Linked DNA regions of Homo sapiens: region 1 is linked to region 2. Evidence: chromatin loops called from intact Hi-C (ENCODE). Cell type or tissue: pancreas. All regions are shown on one strand. Links, peaks and the distances in the headings refer to the core of each region. The heading gives the core; the rest is flanking DNA.

Region 1 (9,495 bases), core at 1,003-9,002, 46 kb after region 2:
CAAGCCCTGGGATTCATTTCTGTATTTTGTTTTCAAAGCACATTGTGGAGAATGTAAATTAGTACAACCATTGTAAAAAAAACAGTATGGAGGTTCCATCAAAAACTCAAAACAAAACTACCATATGACCCAGCAAGCCTACTACTGAGTATATATCCAAAAGAAAGGAAATTAGTATATTGGAGGGATATCTGCACCCTCATGTTTATTGCAGAACTAGTCACAATAGCCAAGATATGGAATCAACCTAAGTGCCTATCAATGGGTAAAGCAAATGTGGTGTATGTACACAATGGAATATTATTCAGCCATAACAAAGAATGAAATTCTGTCATTTGCAGCAACATGGATGGAACTGGAGGTCATTATGTTTAGTGAAATAAGCCAAGCATAGAAAGGCAAATATTACATGTTCTCACTCGTATGTGGGAGATAAAAAAGTGGATCTGATGAAGAAAGACAGTAGAATGGTGACTAGCAGAAGCTAGGAAGGGCAGGGAAGCAGGGATGAAGATAAACTGATTCCTGAGTACAAAATATTTTTTTTTTTTTGAGACAGAGTCTCACTTTGTCACCCAGGCTGAAGTGCAGTGGCACACTCTCGGCTCACTGCAACCTCCACCTTCTGGGTTCAAGCGATTCTCATGCCTCAGCCTCCTGAGTAGCTGGGATTACAAGTGTCTGCCACCATGCCCGGCTAATTTTTGTATTTTTAGTAGAGATGGGGGTTCGCCATGTTGGCCAGGTGGGTCTTGAACTCCTGACCTCAGGTGATCCACCCGCCTCAGCCTCCCAAAGTGCTGGGATTACAGGCGTGAGCCACTGCACCTGGCCCAAAAATAATTAGAAGAAATGAGACCAAGTGTTCAAAAAACAAGTAGATTCAACTGTAGTAAGCAATCATTATTTTGTATTTCCAAATAGCTAGTAGAGAATAATTTGAATGTTCCCAGCATAAAGAAATTTTTAAAGTAATGGATCTCCCAATGACCTTGATTTGATTATTACACATTATATGAATGTATCGAAATATTACATTTACCAAAAAAAGTACATCAGTTATATATCAATAAAAAATTATACACATTTGTTTTTAGAAAACCAAAGCACACTGTGTACTGGTTGCAGAATCAGTTGGGGAACACCAGTGCATGTGCTTTTGAAAAATGGTGATCTTTGCTGTAAACTTGACCCAGCACCAGCAGTGGCGTCCAGGAGTGCCCCACATGTGGCAGGTTTGTTCACCAGTGCCTCTTGGACCACATTCTGACTTTCACGCAGCTGCATGGTCTTCATTCTGGCCACAGGTCCCTGAAAACGGGGTTGTTTTGTAACTTCCCAAATTTCTCAGCAGTACCCCGCCCATTAACACAGATTTGGCCTGAGAATCATAGCAGAAAGAAAACCTTCATCTTTCCTCTTAGGAAAACAAAAAGGTCTCCCTCTAGGGAGCTGCAGCCTGTTTCCATGACTTGCTACTGGCGTGTTTTGTTTTAGCACCGTAAGACCTACAGTACGGAGGAGTACCACCACAGGCTGCAGACGTTTGCCAGCAACTGGAGGAAGATAAACGCCCACAACAATGGGAACCACACATTTAAAAGTACGTGGAACGCCTTCCTTCCTTCCTGGAAGGATGTCAGTTAGTGACCCAGCCCATGAAAGGGCCCGCTGGGGGCTGGTGGGTGGAGGGAGCAGAAGCCCAGGCTCTGAAGCTGTGTTTGGCTGACCTCAGATTGTGGCTCCGCTGTTACTCTCTGTGTAATGTGGGATCGTAAATTTGGGACAAAGCCGGTACCCCTCTGGGTGGTTGTGAAGTTTACAAGAGACTCTGTAGAAGCCCCTGCCCCATTCCTGCCATCTGAGGGTCCAGCCTGGAAGCCAAGGTCTGTCTTTGGATTGTTGCGGGGGGTAGGGGTTGCTCATGGGCTCAGAGCAGCCCCTGGGAGCATCTGCCTTCACTCCGGATTAATTTCACTAGAAACTCACATAGGCCGGGCGCGGTGGCTCACGCCTGTAATTCCAGCACTTTGGGAGGCCGAGATGGGTGGATCACCTGAGGTTGGGAGTTCAAGACCAGCCTAACCAACATGGAGAAACCCCATCTCTACTAAAAATACAAAATTAGCCGGGCTTGGTGGCGCATGTCTGTAATCCCAGCTATTTGGGAGGCTGAGGCAGGAGAATCACTTGATCCCGGGAGGTGGAGGTTGCGGTGAGCCGAGATAGTGCCATTGCACTCCAGCCTGGGCAACAAGAGTGAAACTCCATCTCAAAAAAAAAAAGAAACTCACACGCACGTCCAGCGTATTTTCTGAGGACTCTGAGAAATATTGGTAGTTGACTAAATTGGTAATAAAGGCATCAAGCATGAGCTGGAAAGAAACTTGGGCTTGAACCTCATTTCTGCCCAGTCCTAGCCTGTGACCTCCAGGGATGCTAACATGGGCAGTAAAGAGGAAATGAGCCCAGGTGTGGTGGCCCACACCTATAATCCCTAAAGACAGGGTCAGGAGTTCGAGACCAGCCTGGCCAACATGGCAAAACCCCATCTCTACTAAAAATACAAAACTTAGCCGGGCATGGTGGCAGGTGCCTGTAGTCTCAGCTACTAGGGAAGCTGAGGCAGGAGAATCGCTTGAATCCGGGAGGCAGAGGTTGCAGTGAGCCAAGATCGCGTCCCTGCCTCCAGCCTGGGTGACAGAGCGAGACTCTGTCTCAAAAAAAAAAAAAAAAAAAAGAAAAGAAAAGAAAAAGCAGAAATGATCACGCATCCCTGCTGGGGCTGTGTAGAGACCAAATTAGGCAGCAGGTGGGAAGGCCCCTGGCACCAGTGGAGTGGTTCTTTACCTAGCTATCCATCAGACTCACGAGGGGAGTATCTAAAAAAGTAAGTGCCCAGGCCCCACCCCAGACCAACTGCATTAGCATCTCTGGAGTACGGCCCGGACATCTATACCATTGAAAAAGCTCCCCAGGTATTTTGGCAGCACTGTAAGGGCTGATTGAATTATCTACTGAATTATATTAAATACAAAAACTTAAAGGAGATGGGTTGCAGTGGTTCTAAATACGACACAGGTAAACAGGAGGTTTCATCACTTTTTCTTGTTTCTTCATTAGTGATTCACTAACCATTTCTGTTTTGGTTTTTTCCTTCTCTTTTGTAGTGGCACTGAACCAATTTTCAGACATGAGCTTTGCTGAAATAAAACACAAGTATCTCTGGTCAGAGCCTCAGGTAGGTATAATTCATTGCAACCAAATCTGAATCCTTTTACTGAAACCTTTGGAATAAATTTGGAGCCTGCTCTGCTTCTAGGCAGATTCAGTCCCATCCCCAGATGCAGCTGAGGGTATCCCCAGATTCTTTGGGGGAACCAGAAGAGTCAGCTCTCAGCAGTTCCTCAGTCCAGGCCCATGGCCTTAGCATTGTGGACCCTTAACTTAGGGCTACCAGATTAAAATATAGATACTCAGTTAAAAATGAATTTCAGATACACAACAAGTAATTCTTTAGCATAAGTATATTCTAAATATTGCACAGGATATACTTACACTACAAAGTTATTTGTTGTTTACCTGAAATTCAAATTTAACTAGGTGAGCTGTATTTTTATTTGCTACATCTGTCTACCCTATCCTAATGCTCTGGACTCTCAAGGGGACATGTCATTTAGCACTTGGGACCAGTAGACAGGAGAGGGAAGGTTCTGAGAGCTGCAGCCTTTCTTATTCTCTCTTGGTGATTCCATGTTTATACATTTCTTCTTCTTGTTGTCAGAAAGGTTTTTGGTTTTGTTTATTTTCCTGAAAATAATGTGTTTGGTTGTTCCAGAATTGCTCAGCCACCAAAAGTAACTACCTTCGAGGTACTGGTCCCTACCCACCTTCCGTGGACTGGCGGAAAAAAGGAAATTTTGTCTCACCTGTGAAAAATCAGGTATGCCTGGCAATCTCCATCCTCTCCCTGCAAAACGGCCACACTCCCAGACAATACACCAGGAAGAACAACTCAAAAGGTCCACAAAACCACCACAAGCACATCCCTGCCTCTGTTTCCTCTCGGCATCTCTCCAGCCCTCTTCCTTTGAGGGGCCAGGGAGGTCAGCACTTCTCTAGGCTGCTCTGGAGGATGCAAAAGTTCCTCTTTATTGGGCTAAAGTTTACTCCCTTCCTTCCCCACGCCCCAGATTTTCCCATTGGTCCCAGGTCTCTCCTACAGAGCCATCCAAAACGTTATGTTCCCTGTGCCCATCTGGACACCAGAACCCCATGCATCTCCTCTTCCCGCCTCCATCTTCTCCGAGCCACCAGGGTCCAGCCCCTGCCCTGGCTGGCCGCCTCCCTCTGGTTAGTCCATGTGTCATGCATCAGCAAGCTTCTCATGGCAGGGGCTGGCCTCCGTGGCCCTTGCTGTGGGGCACAGAGGGCTTGGCAAGGTGAGAGGCCCTGCCTTCCTCCATGGGGGAGCAGTCTGGGGGCATCTCAGCACAGGCCCTGTCCCAGAGAGTCTGGACCCTGCCCCCGCTGTTCTCCCGGCCTGCTGCGGCCCCTCCCCTAGCAGGGAACCTGCCGTGGCCTTCTTCAGAAGGATGCCGACCTCTGGACTCTAGGAAATATGAGGTGAAGGTTTCCTTCCTGGAAACTCCTGGCTTTCCATCGAAATTCTCCATGAGAAATGTTTTTTCACTTTCCAAAAAGCCATCCATGCAGCACAGCTTTAAAGCCTCCCGGGCTTGCAGTGTTCCTGGAGCCTGCCAAGTGCTGGATGTTTAACTAGCATCAGGAGCCAAAGCAAACCTCCCCTTGCAGCAGGAGGTGGAGTAGAAGCCTGCCTTTGCCCCGTGACATTTTTAGACCCTCTGAGAACCACATGACAATTCAGAGCAACACGTAACCTAAACCTGCCCACCACTTGGACAGGTGGGAAAGAGAGGCCCACCAAGAATTTTCCAAGTCCTCCTGTTAACTGATCCTGGGCCATCAGGCAGGACGCAGCCGGCTGGGCTAAGGGAGCGGAATGAGGTGCTTCCTGACGCAGATGTGTGCCGTCTCTTACTGTGGCCGCTGTGTGGGGATAGAGACGGACAGCAGCCACAGCGTCCATCAGCTCAGCACCCTCCTTGAGAGTTTCTCACTTTACAGAGGGAGAGCCTGAGAGGGAGGGTGGTTTGCCTGAGGTCCAAGGTAAGTAAGTGACAAAGGGGACTCAAAACCAGGCCCCTGCCCCAAGTCGAGCACCCAAGGGTCAGCCGAGCTCCGCCTCCTTCAGCAGTGAGCTTAGTCTCCCCCGAAGTGGCCACGTCTGCCTCGTTGACTGTCTCATGGACCCTCTCACCAGGCCGTCCCTCCCTCCCCCAGCTGAGAGAGATATGTGAAGGGAAGAGATTGGGTGAGGCCAGTGTCAACCTAGGGTGATGACCTGGGAGGCAGGTAGGGGACTTAAGAGACATTTCAGAAGTAGAAGCTGGAAGACTGAACCAGCAAGGTGAGGAAACAGAGATGAACCTGAGAGAAATCCTTACAGCAGCCACCAGCATTGTGCCCACGGGGGTGACTGCCTGACCAGCAGAATCTGACTTAACCCTGCTAGCGCCCTGCAAGCAGGAACCCTCGCCATTCCCACTTTACAAGCAATGAAGCCAAGGCTTCGAGAGGGGAAGTGACTTGCCCAGGTCACCCACCTGGTGTGTGGCAGAGCTGGGATGTGAACCAGGCAGGCAGGCTGCAGCCCCCCACACCTAATCCTCATGTTATTCTGGAGGTGTTGTGAATAAGGGGGCTAGGCAGCGGCAATGAACTGTTAGAAGGTGGGGAAATGGGTGGATGGGGCGGGTCCCCCAGAGTCTGGGGTGTCAGGGGTGTCTGGGTGGGGTTGTCTGGCAGTTAGTTGGATGTCTGAGCCTAAGTGGAGGTCAGCACTGGGCTAGGGTTTGGGGAGCTGTTAGTTTAACAGGACTGGGCAGAAGAGACTGGAGGTGGAAAGGTGAGAGAAGGTTCTAAAAACAGAACTTTGGGGCATCCTTCTGCAGGGAACCAGTAGGGAAAAGAGGAGCCAGTGAAGATCGAGAAGGAAGAGAGCCAGAAGACTGCAGAATGGGGTGGGGGACTCCAGGCCCTGGCAGAATGGTGGGGATTGGCCACCAAGAGGTGGTGATTGGGAGTCCACAGGCACTGGTCAGAGGCCACCTGCTGCTCCTGCTCCTTTGCAAGCCTCTCAGGACTTGCGAGGCTCAGAATGAATGGATCTGGAACAGGGCTTGCGAGCCTCAGAATGAATGGATCTGGAACAGGGCCTGCGAGGCTCAGAATGAATGGATCTGGAACAGGGCTTGGTAAACTGCCAAGGCACCTGGGGACTCGGGAGCTCTGGCAGGGTCAGCAGAGGAAGGCAGAAGGCAGGGCTGTCTCACGGCGTCCCCATCACTGATGTCCTCTGCTCTCCCCTGGCCTTTCCAGGGTGCCTGCGGCAGTTGCTGGACTTTCTCCACCACTGGGGCCCTGGAGTCTGCGATCGCCATCGCAACCGGAAAGATGCTGTCCTTGGTAAGAAATCAGCCACAGGCGACCCCCTGCGGAGGACACCCCATCCTGATGTGGGCCAGGCCTGGGCCTTTGGTTTCCCTGGAGCATTGGCTAAGGGTGCTGTTTCAGGTGGACCCAGATGCCCCAGCCTTGTGGACATCTGGCATGAGAATCTCAATTGATGCTTTTCCCGGGAAGGATCTGAGTTTATTAAGGAACCGGCCCAAGGGCTCATTCCTAGATGGATCTGGGTGGTCCTTAGCTTGACAGCCTGGAGCCTTCCCGGCGGAGGGGTTCAGAAAGGCGGAGCCTGCCTGGTGGGTAGCCAACTAGGAGCTACACCCTTCCCAGCAGCCTCAGTTGTCTTCATGAGGGAAGAGCCGGGACCTATGCATCCATCCCCTCGCCCACAAGAGACGGATGATGCCCCTGAAGGAACTATCCTAGCCCCTGCCTCTGTGGAGAAAGGAGGGACAGTGCACAGCCGGCCTGGTGATGCCATGAGGACCCTGGGTTGTGGACAGGTGGGGGTAGGGTCTCTGGCTGGGCCTGTTTCCCCCATCCTATACACCGCTGTGGGACCCCACACTCTGCATCGTATGGGCACACCTACGGGGCAGGGGTTTGGACCCAACAGCCCTTGCCCCCTCTCACCTTCCCTGGCTGCCCCTGCTTACTGAGCCCCTCCCGACATGTGCCAGCTGCTGGGCTGGCACTGCAGGACATACAGCAACTGTCCCTGCCCTTGGGGAGTTTATAATTTGGTCACCTTGACACAGCACTGACGGGGCCTCAGATGTGGCTCAGCCAGGGAGGCTTAGCGCCTCACGCCAAAGCCTTGACGGCTTCTCAGCTGGCAGGTCACTGGGTTGTGTCCTTCTTCCAGGCGGAACAGCAGCTGGTGGACTGCGCCCAGGACTTCAATAATCACGGCTGCCAAGGGTACGTCTCTGACCAGAAGGGGCCCAAAACTTCCTCATTTCCCACTGACCGCTTCGACAGGATCCAGTGTGTGCTGGGTCTGCCACAGATATAACCCACCACTGCCCTGGGCGATGGCAAAATGGTCTCTGTTGTACAGGGGTGGTCACCTCACATGGCCAGGTCTCATAGCCAGGACAGGGCAGAGCTGGAATCTGAGTCCAGGCCTCTGTCCTCTCTCCACTGTATCACCTGGCTCTCCACAGTGCGGTTGGCCTCACCCGCCACCAAGGCCTCTGGGAGTGTGGCCAAAAGAATTTAATAGAGTGAGCAACACACCATTACACATCATCCTCCAAACCCGAGATCCACACACAGATACAGGGTTGGCCTTTAGATGAACTCACTAAAGTCCCAGCCTCCCAAGCTCATTGCGCCCTGTGAGGGTGAGGTGGCTGTGTGTAAGGGCTGTACCTTGCCTGGACCTGCTTTCCTGGCCCACTGTAAAGCAGGTTGCCAGGAATTTGCTGACATTTCTACAGTGACTCTAGCCCTCCCTTCATGCAGTGCTCTGAGACATTTCTGTGGTCTTTGCTCACCTGGCACATGGTGTGCATAAAGCCAGGCTCTTGGGGTGCCGTGCCTCGACTCCCCTCCACCTCCCTGGGGCACATCCCTCTCCCAGACCCCAGCCCCTCTGAGCTGGCTCTTCCTCCTGCAGGGAGCCGTGCTGCAGCCAAGTCCTGGGGACCCAGGGGTGACGTCGTAGCCTGCTCTCAGATCCACCATCATGCTCAGTGTCCCCTTACTTTTGGTCTGTTTCCACTCCACAGCTTAGAAACCCAACCCATAACAAGAGTCTGACATTTGGGCACTCTGGGGTCCCACCGTTTTTATTTTTTATTTATTTATTTATTTATTTATTTATTTATTTTTTCTTTTTTTGAGATGGAGTCTCGCTCTGTTGCCCAGGCTGGAGTGCAGTGGCGCGATCTCAGCTCACTGCAAGCTCCGCCTCCCGGGTTCACCCCATTCTCCTGCCTCAGCCTCCCAGGGAGCTGGGATTACAGGCGTGCGCCACCACACCTGGCTAATTTTTGTATTTTTAGTAGAGATGGGGGTTTCACCATGTTGGCCAGGCTAGTCTCGAACCCCTGACCTCAGGTGATCCACCCACCTTGGCCTCCCAAAGTGCTGGGATTACAGGTGTGAGCCACCACATCCAGCCTGTTTTTCAAAGGAGTCTATTTGCTTTGGTTCAGGACAGTACTTCCTTTTCTCATTCATACAACAAATATCACAGAGCACCCGCTGTGTGTAGGCCCTGGGGATACAGCGCTCAGCAGAACTGGAAGAGCGGGCATTCTGGCAGGCTCAGAGAGACCACAGTCAAGGCTAGACTAGGTCAGGCGGTGCGGAATGCTATGGAGAGAAACAGAGAAGGGACGGGGATTGCTGGGCAGCTGCTGAGTTTTTGTTTATTCTGGGAGGCCACATGATGTAGAAAAGACCCACTTTTGGAACCACTTCCCAGCTTTAGCTGTGTGGCCCTGGCCAGGTTATTCAGCCTCTTTGCCTCAGCCAGTGACAGCATCCACCACACAGGGTCGACACGAGGGGTCAGGGAGTCATGCCTGGGAAGCACCTGCCCAGGGGCTCGGCTGTGGCGATGACAGTGCTCTGGGCTGATGCTGTTGACCATGGTGTGGGGCTGTGCACTCCTGACAGAGCGGCTGGCCTTAAGGGGTCTCTATCCCACTGAGGCATGTTTGGGCTGGTCCTTGGACTCCGGTGGCCTCATCTGAGTTTGCTGAGTCTTATCCCAAGGCTGGGCCTCTCAGAGACCCCCTCTGCCACTGGGACATGCCCAACCAAGTCCCCAGCCTGCCAGGCCAGATATCTCGCCACGCCAGTCCCCGAGGGCCCCGCCTCTATCAGGACAGCCCCAGGTGGGCTCACCTGTGTGTACTTCTTGCAGGGGTCTCCCCAGCCAGGCTTTCGAGTATATCCTGTACAACAAGGGGATCATGGGTGAAGACACCTACC
Region 2 (12,510 bases), core at 14-8,013:
TCTGGTCACTCCAGCCCCTGATGACAGCAGGACTACAGAACATGCAGGGACACCCCATTACAACCCAGTGGGATTGGGCCTCTTGCTTCTTGGCACACAGAGATGCCAGGCTTAGGGCCAAGGACCGTGAAAGATGCTACTCTTGTTTGTGGGCTCCAGGAAAGAGCAGAGCTCAGGAGCACAGGAGCTCAGAGCTGCAGGCACATCTAGCCAAACATGGTACATGCTGTCATGAACTCGTGGAGGCAAGTGTTGAGCAAGGCTCTGCAAAACCTCCAAGTCACCCAACCTCGTTTGGCTTGTCAAGGTTCAGGCAGGGCCCTTGCCACAGTCTGGGGGCCCATTCCAAGTAAATCTCTCTCTCCTTCTCCCCTGTTCTTGGGAATGACATCATCTTTTCCAGAGGCCCTGCAGACCAGGCTTCAGTTTCCCACCCCACTTAGGCTTCCTGGAACCCACACTCCTTGCATTTCTTGGTCTTGCTCTCCTGCATTGCCCTCCTCATGGAGTTGGGAGGGAATGAGTTTGGCCATCCTGAAATCTTCTGTTCTCTACAGAGAGTGCAAATCAAGGACAGTCAGTGGTCAGGGCATGTGATTCAGCCTGTGTTCTAGGATGTCATTCTGGACCTAGGGTCAGCTGGCCTGGTCCAAAAATCAAAAATACCTTTGGCACCACATGAGATCTCCACCCTCTATGCAGTCTGGACCCAGCTGTCTTCTGCAGCCCCCAGCCGTGTAAGAGTTGTGTGTCTGCACAGCACCTGGCCCCAGGAGCTTCTGGAAGTTCCTGGCCATGGCCTGCTCGGCATCTGCCAGAGGCAGTTCATTCTCTCTCTACAGGCGTCCCATGGACACTGGAGACCCTCTAAAATGGCCACGTTTCTTAGATGGCCTGAACTGTAACCTCAGCAGCCAGTTTTTACTGCTCACTTAAATGTGCTCACCATAGCAGAAAAGCATTATGTCCAAGTCTGGTTCAGCCCCTGGCAAGCGTCAGGCAGTTGGATTTCATTTGGGACTTTTCATTTCCCCTTTCTTCTTTTAACCCCTCTCCCCATCCTCTTTGGGGAAAAAAAAAACCCAAGAGACGATCTGATGATGATACTCTTCCATACGACAGTACAATGACTAACGTGGATTTGTGTGTCGCCTCTCCTGGGGATCGCTGTACTTTAGTGGAGACAAAAGCCTCGCCTTGGCTAACAATCGATTTTGGCCTCTCTGGGAGGGAACATTCTTGTCCAGCCAGAAGTCCTCTGCTTGGTGAACAGGAAGTGATGGAATTTAGGAGACCACAAAATCATCTTTCTTCCTGACACTGACTCCAAGGGTCCTTGCTTGGTTCCTGCTTTCAATCCCATATTCCAAGGGCCCCCCATTTCTGCCTGCTGGTGTCCACACTCTAACAGAGACACCCAAGATCCCAGAGGCTTGGTATCCCATGGAGCATCACAGGATAGAAGCTCCTGGCCCAGCTAGAAGATGCTTGAACTGCTTCAACTTGGAACATACTTTTTAAGCAGCAGCTGAGAAAATTCTGTGGCTTCCCAGGCCATAGAGCTCCTTCCTGGAGACAGCATGACAACCCAAAGAGGAGCATCCATACACAGCAAGCACGGGGATGTGGAGGAAGTTAAAAACGTGCCCAGCCCAGAGCCACAAATTGGTTCCAGAATATCTTCTGCACATTTTCACAGCCTCAGAGTACGGTGACACTTCATCTAGAACTGCATGGCCACTGGGACCTCCTGATCAAGCTTCTGTGTCTTCCACAATTCTAGAGTATCTGAGCTAGTATTGCCTTAGGGAACACCTGGACTTACCCTCCCATTTTCCAGATGGGGACACTGAGGCCCATAAAGGCAAGAGGAGTGGTGATTTGCCAGTCGGCATGCCAGGGATAGGTGACAGAGGCTGGGGAGGCCCTAGGTTTCCTGACTCAGCCCCCGCCTCTGACCTCAAGCCGTATCAGGTCATTCCTCTGCAGGTGGATGGAGAAGAAAAGGAAGGAGGGTGCTGCTCTGGAAAGGGGCAAGTGCAGGAGGGAAGCTGAGACTCTGGAACGGAGGTGGGCCAGGGCATCCAGCCTTTGCCAGTCATCGGACAGCAGACATCTCAAGTGAAAGCAGAATCATCTGCCTTGACTCCGTGTGGTGTGTGCTATTCTGCTGCATGTCTCTTTCACCAGATCCAGAATACAGCTGTGCTCTGAACAGGATTAGTCCACACCAGGTGGCGAGGCTTTTTCTACTTGTTGATAAGGCATGGAACTGAATGGTACGCTCAGCCCTTCTTTCCCCTTGAAGAGCACACACAGATCTCTTCCTGTCAGAATGGAGACTTAGATTGTCCTTCTCAGTAGACAAATTTCTCAGCAGAAATCTGACCCCAAGATTGGGCGTGTGCTTGGCCTCCGGGGCCTGTGTCCCCTCCAGGCTGACTAGGGCTCTGGTGGCGTGACGTACCGCTGTGCTCCCGCGGTTTCTCAGCCACATTCTGAATCTTGAGGAACAGAGCTGCAAAGGAAGTCTCTAACCTATCTCACCATTTTATCAATGAGGGAGCTGAGGACCCCTGAGGGAAAGGGCCTTCCCTCGGGCTACACAGGGAAAGGTGCACAAAGCCAGGCTTGACCCGGGGTGCTCCATGGGTCAGACAAACTCCAGCCACCGAAACTCTGCTCCAGCCTGATGTGTGCGCTGGGCCTGGCGAGGTCGCTTGGCAAAGCCCTTTGCTGTGGAGCTTCCTCTTCTCCAGCCAGGCCTTTTCTTTTCTGATGATCAGTTCGTCTCCCATCTTTTTTCTTGATCCTTAAATTTGGGTGGCATTTCTGGTGTGAAAAGGGGAACGTGTGAAATGACGGTCACATCCTTTGGGTCTAGTTCATGAGAAAGATCAGGAAAATGAAAAATCTGCCATTTCCTGCTCTGAGCGCAGGCTCCTGGGAGTCACCCACTAAGTCCTTCTAAACTGCCCAGGTCTCGGGATCCTGCAGCATTTCCAAGGGCCAAATCCACACTCAGGTCCCTCACACCCACTTCCTTGCTTCTGAGAGATGTGGGAGCACAGGCACACTCAACAAGGACCCGTGCCCAACTCCTGAGGAGTTCAGGGGCAAGGTGCCCAAACACAGGAGGCCCCCAGATCCCAAGGGAAGGCAATTCTGGAGCCCTGTTGGGCAGCATGTTGGAGTGTGGGCCTGATCCCCGGGCCTCGGGGATCACAGCGTGTGCTGTGTGTTAGTAAATGCTTCTGCTTCCTTCTAGACTAAAGCTTTGATTGATAAGCTCCAAAAGCTTGTGTCATCTGAGGGCAGATTTAAGAATCTCAGAGAAGCTCTGAAAAAGTAAGTGTGTGTCGTTTTGTCGCTGTTATTTTTAAAATCATAGACCTGCATTGCAGAGGCATTCACGTGCCGCCCCCAGCCAGAGCAGGAGGTCTTTCTGTCTGTCTGTTCGTCTGTCTACCCACAAGACCCCTAGATTTCCTGGACCCCAATGGTGGAGTCCTCCATGGTCTGCCAGAGAAACTCCAGAGTTTGCTAGCATTTCCTGAGAGAAGCACAGGAATACTGCTGGGATCCCTGAAAGCATAGTAGCTGTGATGATAATAGTAGTGGTGCCAGATTTCTCGATTCTAAAATGCACGTTTTCTTTTCACATTTTAATAATTCTGACATCAGGAGACGTCTTAACGTCAGTTTTGTTTATTTAACACAATTGTGTTTCCTTTTTCACTCCAGAATTCATCATCAAAATGTTTGCATTTTATAAACAATGGCATCCGGGAATTAAAAAAATACAGTTTTACAATAATCATACTTAAAGTTTGTAAAGCACTTGCCTAGACATTGTGCGCTTAACGCCATCAACATTGCCCACACGGCGGGGTCCTCAGCCTCAGCACCCTTGCTGTTTTGACCAGGATGATCCTTTGTTGAGGGGGACTGTCCTGTGCATTGTAGAATCTTTAGCAGCATCTCTGGCCTCTACCTGTGAGATGCTAATGGCACCCCTCCAAGTTGTGACGACCAAAACTGTCTCCAGACATTGCCAAATGTCCACTAGGGGGCAAAATCCTCCCCACTTGACAACCATCAGGATAAGGCTGCTTCCCGCATCCTGTTCTTCCAGACAAAGAAACTGAAGAGCTAGTGTCTGGTCCAAGGCCACGTGGACGGTCCAAGGCCACATGGCCGTGGCCTAGCACCAGGACTGGCCCAGGCTGGCCTCCAGAGCTTGTCAAGGTTTGCCCTGGGCTCCAGACGAGCTCTCCCAGGGAAGCAGTGATTCAGCCCATCTGCACACACTGTGGCCACACACTCACATGAAGTGGGGGGTTTGCTTCTGTCACTCTCATTAGGTGCTTACTCAGGCTTCTGCACTAGTCTCAACCCTCCTTTCCTTGAGTGAGTGTTCCTTCCTCTCCTCGCCTGACTGGCTACTCGCCAGACCTTGGAGAGACCCTGGGAGATCCCTGGGGTCCCGGTTCCCTATATAGCTCAGGAAGCCTCTCCCCGCTTCCTGGTGTTCCCATGATCACGGCTGACGCAGGGAACACCAGAGTTTACTACCCCCAGACCCTGAGGATGGGGCCAGCCAAAACCTCCAGCCCTTGACAGTGGCTTTGACAGACTGCTCACCCCTCTGCCAGCCTCGTCTGCCTCCTCTTTGCGTTTTCTTCCTGCCGCATTTGGTCTGTCCTTTGCCAGCTCTGTGTGCCATCGCCTTGACCATCTCCACTTTGTTTGTGTCCTCAGACAGATGTTGCACCCATCTGTGCTGTCCAGCCGTCTCTCTTCTGCCTGGGCTCCCGAGAGCCCCTGTGGACTGTGCTTGTGGGGAGCTGCCCCCTCCGTGCATTCACCAACTTGTCCGTCCGTCCGCCCCCGGGGCACCACTCCATCCACCTCCTCACATGGCTGGCTTCCTCGTCTGCCGCCGCCACCACCGCTGCCTCCACTGCCTCTGGGGCCCCCCATTCTGTCTGAGTCCCCACCCTGACCGTCTTCCCTCTTTCAGGTGGCCTGTGGGCCCGTGTAAGTGTCTCTCCCACATTCCCCTGCTCCCTGCAGCACAGGGCAGAGGTGGCCTGCGGGCCTCTGGAAGCTAAGAGCTTTATGCAAACCAGGTTCTGGACTTGCAGAGACATAGGCAGGGCACACAGAGGAGGGAGGGACTGGGGAAACCTGGGGCAAATGCTTCCCGCACCCCCTCTCCTGAGGCTCTAAGGTTTTCACAAAGAGCGGTGTTGCATGAATACTGAGCGTCTGTTTCACTAGGCAGGGGACGGGGGCAAGAGTAGCGAGGTGGCAGTCCATGGGCATAGCCAATGACCTCCCCAGAGAAGGAGTCCTGCTATGGGCCTCACCATGTTGGTCTGCAGCCCATTCATACGTCCCAGGCATCTTTTTTTAGCTTTTCATTAAGATATCCAATTCGGGCTAGGCACAGTGGCTCATGCCTATAATCCCAGCACTTTAGGAGGCCGAGGTGGGCAGATCACTTGAGGTCAGGAGCTAGAAACCAACCTTGCCAACATGGCAAAACCCTGTCTCTACTGAAAATACAAAAATTAGCCAGGCGTGGTGGCACATGCCTATAATCCCAGCTACTTGGGAGGCTGAAGCACGAGAATCGCTTGAGCCCAGGAGGCAGAAGTTGCAGCGAGCTGAGATCGTGCCACTGCACTCCAGTCTAGGTGACAGAACAAGACTGTCTCAAAAAAAAAAAAAAAAAAAAAAAACAAAAGAAAAGAAAAAGAAAAAGAAGAAAAAATATCCAATTTCTGCCAGCATCCAGGCTGGAGAATGGCCTTATTGCATTTCCCAGCCGAGACTTCACCACCAAACACCCCACTAGCCACTCTCTTAAATGTCCCTTGCCCCACCTGCAACAGCCCTAACTATGTGTGCCCCTTCAGTCCCTGCCAGATGCCCTGAGAGTGGCCTCATCTCCCCTTCTCATTCCCCAAGCCTACATACTGGCAAAGTCCTATGCCTGTTCCCTCCTCCCAACCTCCCAGCAATCGGAACCTTCCCCCAGCTCCAGGCAACAAGAATTTGGTTGAAAACTGAATTTAGTAGCAAAATGTGGTCACCAGCATTTTTGGGGCCGATTCCAGTTTTGACTACCCTGTCTAATCTCAACCGAGCACACACTTGCATATCTGCACCTTTTGTGTTTAATTTGAATAGGAAGCCCTTGATTTAGAGGAACACGGGGGACAGGCTGTTATTGTAGGCTGCTGCAGTGAAAGCCTTTCCCCTTTGTTCCCCTGAATTAAGGATGGGAACAGCCATGGAGGAGCGTGTCAGCTAGCTGACTGCCAGGCCATCCCCTATACCCTTTAATCAGGGTGAGAATCAATTTATCTACATGGATGTCATGAGCCCAAAGGCTGAGCTCTAGAGTCTCAGGGGTTCCAGCAAAGCCAAGTATCTATCTCTATCTTTATTCTCTGCCTGTGACCACAGAGCAGCCTAGCAACCCAGTGGTAAAATGGGACTTTCCACCCCCACCCCATCGCAGTTTTGTTTTTCAAAGACTACTTACCTGATCACCCTGTACCTCGTGCCAGAACCTTGGACCCTGGCCCCAGGGGATTCAGCCCACACAGCCCAGCCTCAAGGGCCCTCATGCCCTCCCTGAATGCCCTTCCCCAGGCCTCAAGATGGGAGAGAGGAGATCCCCAACCACAGCCGGCAGAAACTTGTAAGAGAGAATAGCCCATCCCACAGCCAGGGCAGTACAGGGAAGAGAGAAGTTGGAGAGAAAGAGGAAGGGGAGGTGGACTCATTGCTTGTCTCGGGTTGGTTTCCTGGAGTTTGGTGTAGAGCATGGGCAGCTGCCTCTTGCCAGCAGCAGCTGGTCCCCCATAATCTCCCTTATTCCATTTAACATCATCAGGAGCGTCTTGGTGGAAAGAAACATCCAGTTTGGGGGCTCCAAACAACCACAGGCAAGGCCAGGTGTCACCAGCATGGGAGTGCGACAGCGAGGCCTTGCCCAGAAACCAGAAGCAGCTTTCAGGCTAGGGGTGGGACACTTTCCTCTCTGCTCCCTAAAATGCTAGCTGCAGGCCCGTGAGGGCTCTGCCAGAAGAGGAAGCCACCCCCGTATCAGCTCTGCTTGATAGGCCCTGCCAAGGGCAAGACTGGACCTCACCCGAGAGAGGCCAAAAGGCCAATATGGAAGGTTCAGGACTTGCCTGTTGTTGGGTGTCTTGCCTGCAGGAAGCCCCAACATGCTTCCCTTTTCATTCAGAGGCTCGGTGTGGCTCAGTCCCTATGCCGTGTGTCCCTGTGGGGCCCTCCAGCAGTCCTCTGTCCCAATCTGGCAACTCCATACATTTGCCCACATGGCTCTGGATTTCGGATGGGTGTGTGTGTGTGTGTGTGTGTGTGTTTGATTGAGTGTTCTCTTGTCCCCTCCTTCATGGCCCCTCACTATAGAGCAAGCTTGTCCAACCCGTGGCCTAAGGGCCGCATATGGCCCAGGATGGTTTTAAATGCAGCCCAACACAAATTGGTAAACTTTCTTAAAACATTAAGAGATTTTTTTGTGATTTTTTTCCAGCTTATTAGCTATCGTTAGTGTGTTAGTGTATTTTACGTGTGGCCCAAGACAATTCTTCTTCCAATGCGGCCAGGGAAGCGAAAAGATTGGCCACCCCTGCCATAGAGGTAGTAAATAGGGACAGAGGTTAGTACTGGGGCTGGGCGTGCTACTTGCAAGTGATTCGATTGCAAATCCACCACCTTCCCACAGCTGAACCATGACTCCCCATAAATACCAGGGGAAGTCGACCCTCAGTGATCAGAGGACCTCTGATCCTTTTCACTGATCTGGGTGGTCAGAAACCCCCAAAAGCCTTGAGAAACACTCTGAGTCCTTTGGTCATTTGCAGTCAGCTTGCAGTCACCAGGCCTCCCGTTCTCCCTTCCATCCTTAGAGCACTCCACGGCTACCTGGCTACTGTCACACATGCAGGGTGAAGGGGGAGAGCACCTCTCAGAACCCACCGGTCAGCACTGCCACAGCCTTACGACTCCAGAGTTACTTCTCAGATCTTTGGATTATTTCTCCATCAGACTCATAAGCCTGGGCTTCAGACTTGGAGTATGATAGAAAGGAAATGAAGAGCTGGCCGGGCACAGTGGCTCACACCTGTAATCTGAGCACTTTGGGAAGCTGAGGCGAGCAGATCACTTGAGCTTAGGAGTTCTAGACCAGCCTGGGCAACATGGCAAAAATACAAAATTTCTGTCCCTACCAAAAATACAAAAATTCGCTGGGTATGGTGGTGCATGCATGTAGTCCAGCTACTTAGGAGGCTGAGGCAGGAGGACCATTGGAGCCTGAGAAGTCAAGGCTGCAGTGAGCTGTGATTGTGCCACTGCACTCCAGTCTAGGTAACAGAGTGAGACCCTGCCTCAAAAAAAAAAAAAAGAAAAAGAAAGGAAGGAAATGAAGACCTGTGCATGTAATAATCATGGACTGGAAGGGATGGAAGGATGCAAAGCAGCCCCTCCAGTGGCTGGATGCTCCTTACTCTTTTCTTTTTTTTTTTAATCACAAAGCACAGTAAATATATATATTTGAAACTACAAGCCTGTATACAAATGCATATATGCATCACAGGAACAAAAATTCCACAAAACAATATATACCTTTATTTCATTTGATGAAGTCAGATATTTTCTTTTTCACTTGTTATTTTTATTTGTTTTCAATTAAATAGAGATGGGGTCTCACTATGTTGCTCAGGCTGGTCTTGAACCGTTGGACTCAAGTGATCCTCCCACCTCAACCTCTCAAATCCCACTGCCTGGGATTACAGGAGTGAGCCACCACTCGGCCCTTTTTCACTTTTTAAAAATTCTGGTCTACACCTTCTAAATTGATTTCAACACCCATGAAAGGGTCAGCCCTACATTTGGAAAAACACTTCTGTCTGCTGTGTCCCTAACGCCAGGCCTCTGCCTCCTTCACGACTTTGCCATACTGTGCCAACTGTATTTGTGTTTACCTAACAGCCTCTTTAAATTAATTCACTTTTTCCCAAAAAGAAATAAGAAGGAAATTTTGTATCATGGCAAATGGAAAACCAGCTTACTTGCTGTAAATACAAGAATGCCATTTAAAAATATATGGTAAAAACAAAATAATGTTTTTGAATTCTGGCCAAATACTGATGTTTGCCAACACTCTGATTCTGACACCTGTTGCTATTTGTCTAAAAAGAGAAAATGTGAAAGGAGGAGAATGGCAAGTATCAAAAGTGTCAAAGTCACACTATCACCAAATGAGGCGCTCTCCCTGAGCAGAAGGGAAAAAAGTAAAAATCCAATGTTTCTTACCACGTGAATTCATGTTATTTAATATCGTGCCTGTAAATCAGCTGTGAGACCACCTAAAACTGTCTTAGCTGCTATCATTGCTTTATACATGAGGAGCCTGAGGACCAGAGAGGGAAAGACCTGGCCTAGGGTCACACAGCAGGCAGGTGAGGGACAGGGGCCAGGTTTCTGCTCTTGCTCTATCATCCTCCCGGCCTCACCTTCCTCCAGGCTAGCAGGGTTGCCAGGTGGCCACAAAGAGACAAAGGTAAGATGGGCTGGGAATAAGGGTCACTGCACTGTGCTCGATGATGCCACCGCATCTGTGTGCTGAGCTGAGAGGAGGCGGCAGAGCACTGGGGAGGAGGCCCCAGAAGGAGCTAAAGGGAGCCCTGCCGGCACATAACGACCGCCGGGCTCCATCACAGGCTCCATCAACCCTTACCCAGCACCGAGCCAAGGGCACCAGAACACGCTGGGAAGGAACAGTAACAGGAGGCCCTGCTTTGGACCAAAAATCAGAGAGGCATGGCCCATCACTCCGGGGGCCCAGCTCCCAAAGATGCAGTCCCCCATGAGTCACCAACCATGGAAACTATCACCCAACCCCCTGCCCCAAAGCCACTTTCAGGAAAGTGATCTCAGAGAGCAAGGGTTTCCTGCCCTGGCACCCAAGCCCAGTGCTTAGGTGGGTGGGAGATGCCAGTGGAGACAGGAGAGGTCTCAGGGAGCAGAGACAAGGGTGTCAGATAGGGTGACTGGCAGGAGTTGGGGGGCTGGGGCTGCAGAGCCCTCCAGGAGGTGATTCGGGGGAGGATCCGGATGGGAGAGTCTCAGGGAGAGATAGGAAAGGTGAGTCCAGAGGGGCTGGTGACAGAGCCCAGGGACTGACTGGGACAGAAGGCAGAGAGGTAGGGGAGGACCTTCTGGCTCAGGGAGGAAAGAGACAATCTGAGATGCCCCAGTGGGTGTAAGAGGCCCCAGTCAGCACCATGTTGCCCCCACCACCCCAGAGGACTGGCCCTGAGACCCAGCCGACAGTCCTGGGCGTGTAGAATAGTCAGTTCTAGAGTGTAGTGTGATTCTTGGTGACTGCAAGTCCCTTTGCCTCTAGCAAAGCAAAAGGTGCATGCGGGATGTTCTGTTCTTGGTAGACGTTACTTTTTTAAAATGAAAAACTTGTGTTAATGCCGTTTGCTTCCAAGTTGTGACCCACCCTGTGTCCCTTACCTGGGGATGTACCTCACCGACCTGGCCTTCATCGAGGAGGGGACGCCCAATTACACGGAAGACGGCCTGGTCAACTTCTCCAAGATGAGGATGGTGCGTTCCCCCCAGCCAGGCAGGGGAAGGGGGGCGTTGAAGCCCAGATGACTCAACCTGGGGCCCACCCACACTCTGCCCCCCAAGGCCCAACCTGCTGCATAGGGTGCCCCCATTTGGGAGCCTGGGTCCAGCTTCCCCAATGACAGCCATCACTATCATTGATGAGCAGTTAGAATCTGGCAGGCCCTGAGCCATGCTTTCACCGGCATTTCCTCCTCTAGTCCTGACAGTCTGAGAGGTAGCTGCTCTTCTTATTCTGCACCTTTCAGATGAGCAGACTGAGGCTGAGTGAGGTCAAGTGAGCAGCCCAAGGTCACCCCACAAGTAAAGGGCAGAGCCAGGTCTGGAGCCCGGGTCCAGGTGACTCCAAAGCCCCACACTGTCATTCACACCCATCCGTATTGTTCGTATCGACACTTGCTTGATGTGGACAAAGTAAAACCACTTACACAGCACCTCCTAAAAGAGTAAGTTTCCAGTTTTCCCAGAAAAATCTAGAACTTGGGATAAGGGCTGAGGAGACTTCTCCCATTAGGAACAGGATTCTAACCGTCTCCTTCTCCCCTCTCACTTCGCCAGAAAGCCTCTACTTGCACCAGTTTTATATAATGGGCCTTGACATTAGATTTTTGTTGGATGGAAAGGGTTTTTTCAGGCACCATCCTGAAGAGCGAAAGCTGCTTTTCATCGTGTCTTGTGCACAGCAGGCGCTAAGGAAGTGGCTGATGCCTTTAACTTTTGCTGGAGTCGTGGGGTTTTGTTCTAGTGATGTTAGGTAGCTTATGCCACTAATTAAAGGAGATTTTTTTTCTTCTCTCAGTCACATAGTGTAATTTACCTATAGAGTCTTGACAAGTCTTGGAAGCAGATTTCTGTTTAAAAAAAAAAAAAGAAAAAAAACATGAGGCCGGGTGTGGTCGCTCACACCTATAATCCCAGCACTTTGGGAGCTGAGGCGGGTGGATCACTTGAGGTCAGAAGTTCAAGACCAGCCTGGTCAACATGGTGAAACCCCATCTCTACTAAAAATACAAAAATTAGCCGGGCGTGGTGGCATGCACTTGTAATCCCACCTACTCAGGAGGCTGAGGCAGGAGGATCACTTGAACCCAGGAGACAGAGGTTGCACTGAGCCGAGATCACGCCACTGCACTCCAGCCTGGGCGACAGAGTGAGACTCCATCTCAAAAAATAAAAATAAAAACAAACACACATGATGCCTCCGTGGGACCTTCCAGGAGGCAACATGTATGGAATTAAGAGGCTGACTTCAGATTTAGTTGTTGATGCCCCTTCAGCTCTGCAAAGTTGGGGGTGGAACTAGGAGAGCAAACTGCATTCTGAAACACTCCTTCCTTCCCACAGATATCCCATATTATCCGAGAGATTCGCCAGTTTCAACAAACTGCCTACAAAATAGAGCACCAAGCAAAGGTAAGCTGTGCCTTTTCCTGGTCACTTGCATGCTTTCACAGTGGCTCTGTCTAGGCCACCTTCCACCCTGTCCCCTCCATACCCGTCCACTTTCCCTTCCAGAATTCTCTCGAGCCCAGCTCAAATGCCATCCCTGTAAGGAAGGCTTCCCTAGTCCCTATTTCTTCAAATTGGGCCTGTGTTCATCTTGTGACTCTTGTCTGATTTTACCTGCCATAGGATGGTTTATATTCATGTCTAATCTCCCCCAGGGCAAGACAGGCAGAGTTGATAACATCTGTTTCTGAAAGGTACTATGCTTACAAGTTACAAAATCCACAGATATAAGGAGTGCACAGTGAAATGTCCCCCAGCCACCTAGTTCCCCTTCCAAAGGCAACATTTCCGCCCGTTTCTTGTGTCTAGGTC

What was found. Peaks named below come from ENCODE experiments on the same cell type or tissue, not always from the same donor. Only the 100,000 strongest peaks of a DNase experiment are listed, where the experiment ranks them.
Region 1: a loop joins it to region 2, with 1.8 times the contacts of the local background. A loop is called at or near these places in 17 of 110 quality-filtered maps.

The regions. Positions count from the first base shown.
Region 1 is chr15:78,929,426-78,938,920 of GRCh38, reverse strand. CTSH (cathepsin H) reads left to right here. Exons shown (of 12, transcript NM_004390.5): 3 at 1,498-1,603; 4 at 3,171-3,241; 5 at 3,839-3,943; 6 at 6,463-6,549; 7 at 7,415-7,470; 8 at 9,428-9,495. Among named protein-coding and RNA genes, the nearest start is that of CTSH, 11 kb to the left of the region's middle. In pancreas, for the core only: no CTCF peak of the experiment used is centred there; DNase peaks (open chromatin) are centred at 4,410 and 6,544; H3K27ac peaks cover 730 bases.
Region 2 is chr15:78,971,458-78,983,967 of GRCh38, reverse strand. It overlaps RASGRF1 (Ras protein specific guanine nucleotide releasing factor 1), which reads left to right. Exons shown (of 27, transcript NM_001145648.3): 24 at 3,269-3,348; 25 at 10,548-10,665; 26 at 12,034-12,102. LOC100129540 (a long non-coding RNA gene) reads right to left here and starts at 5,079. Exons shown (of 2, transcript NR_148998.1): 1 at 4,645-5,079. RefSeq lists enhancers at 6,707-6,796, 6,867-6,976, 7,047-7,196. In pancreas, for the core only: a CTCF peak has its summit at 4,076 (motif pointing right); no DNase peak of the experiment used is centred there; H3K27ac peaks cover 939 bases.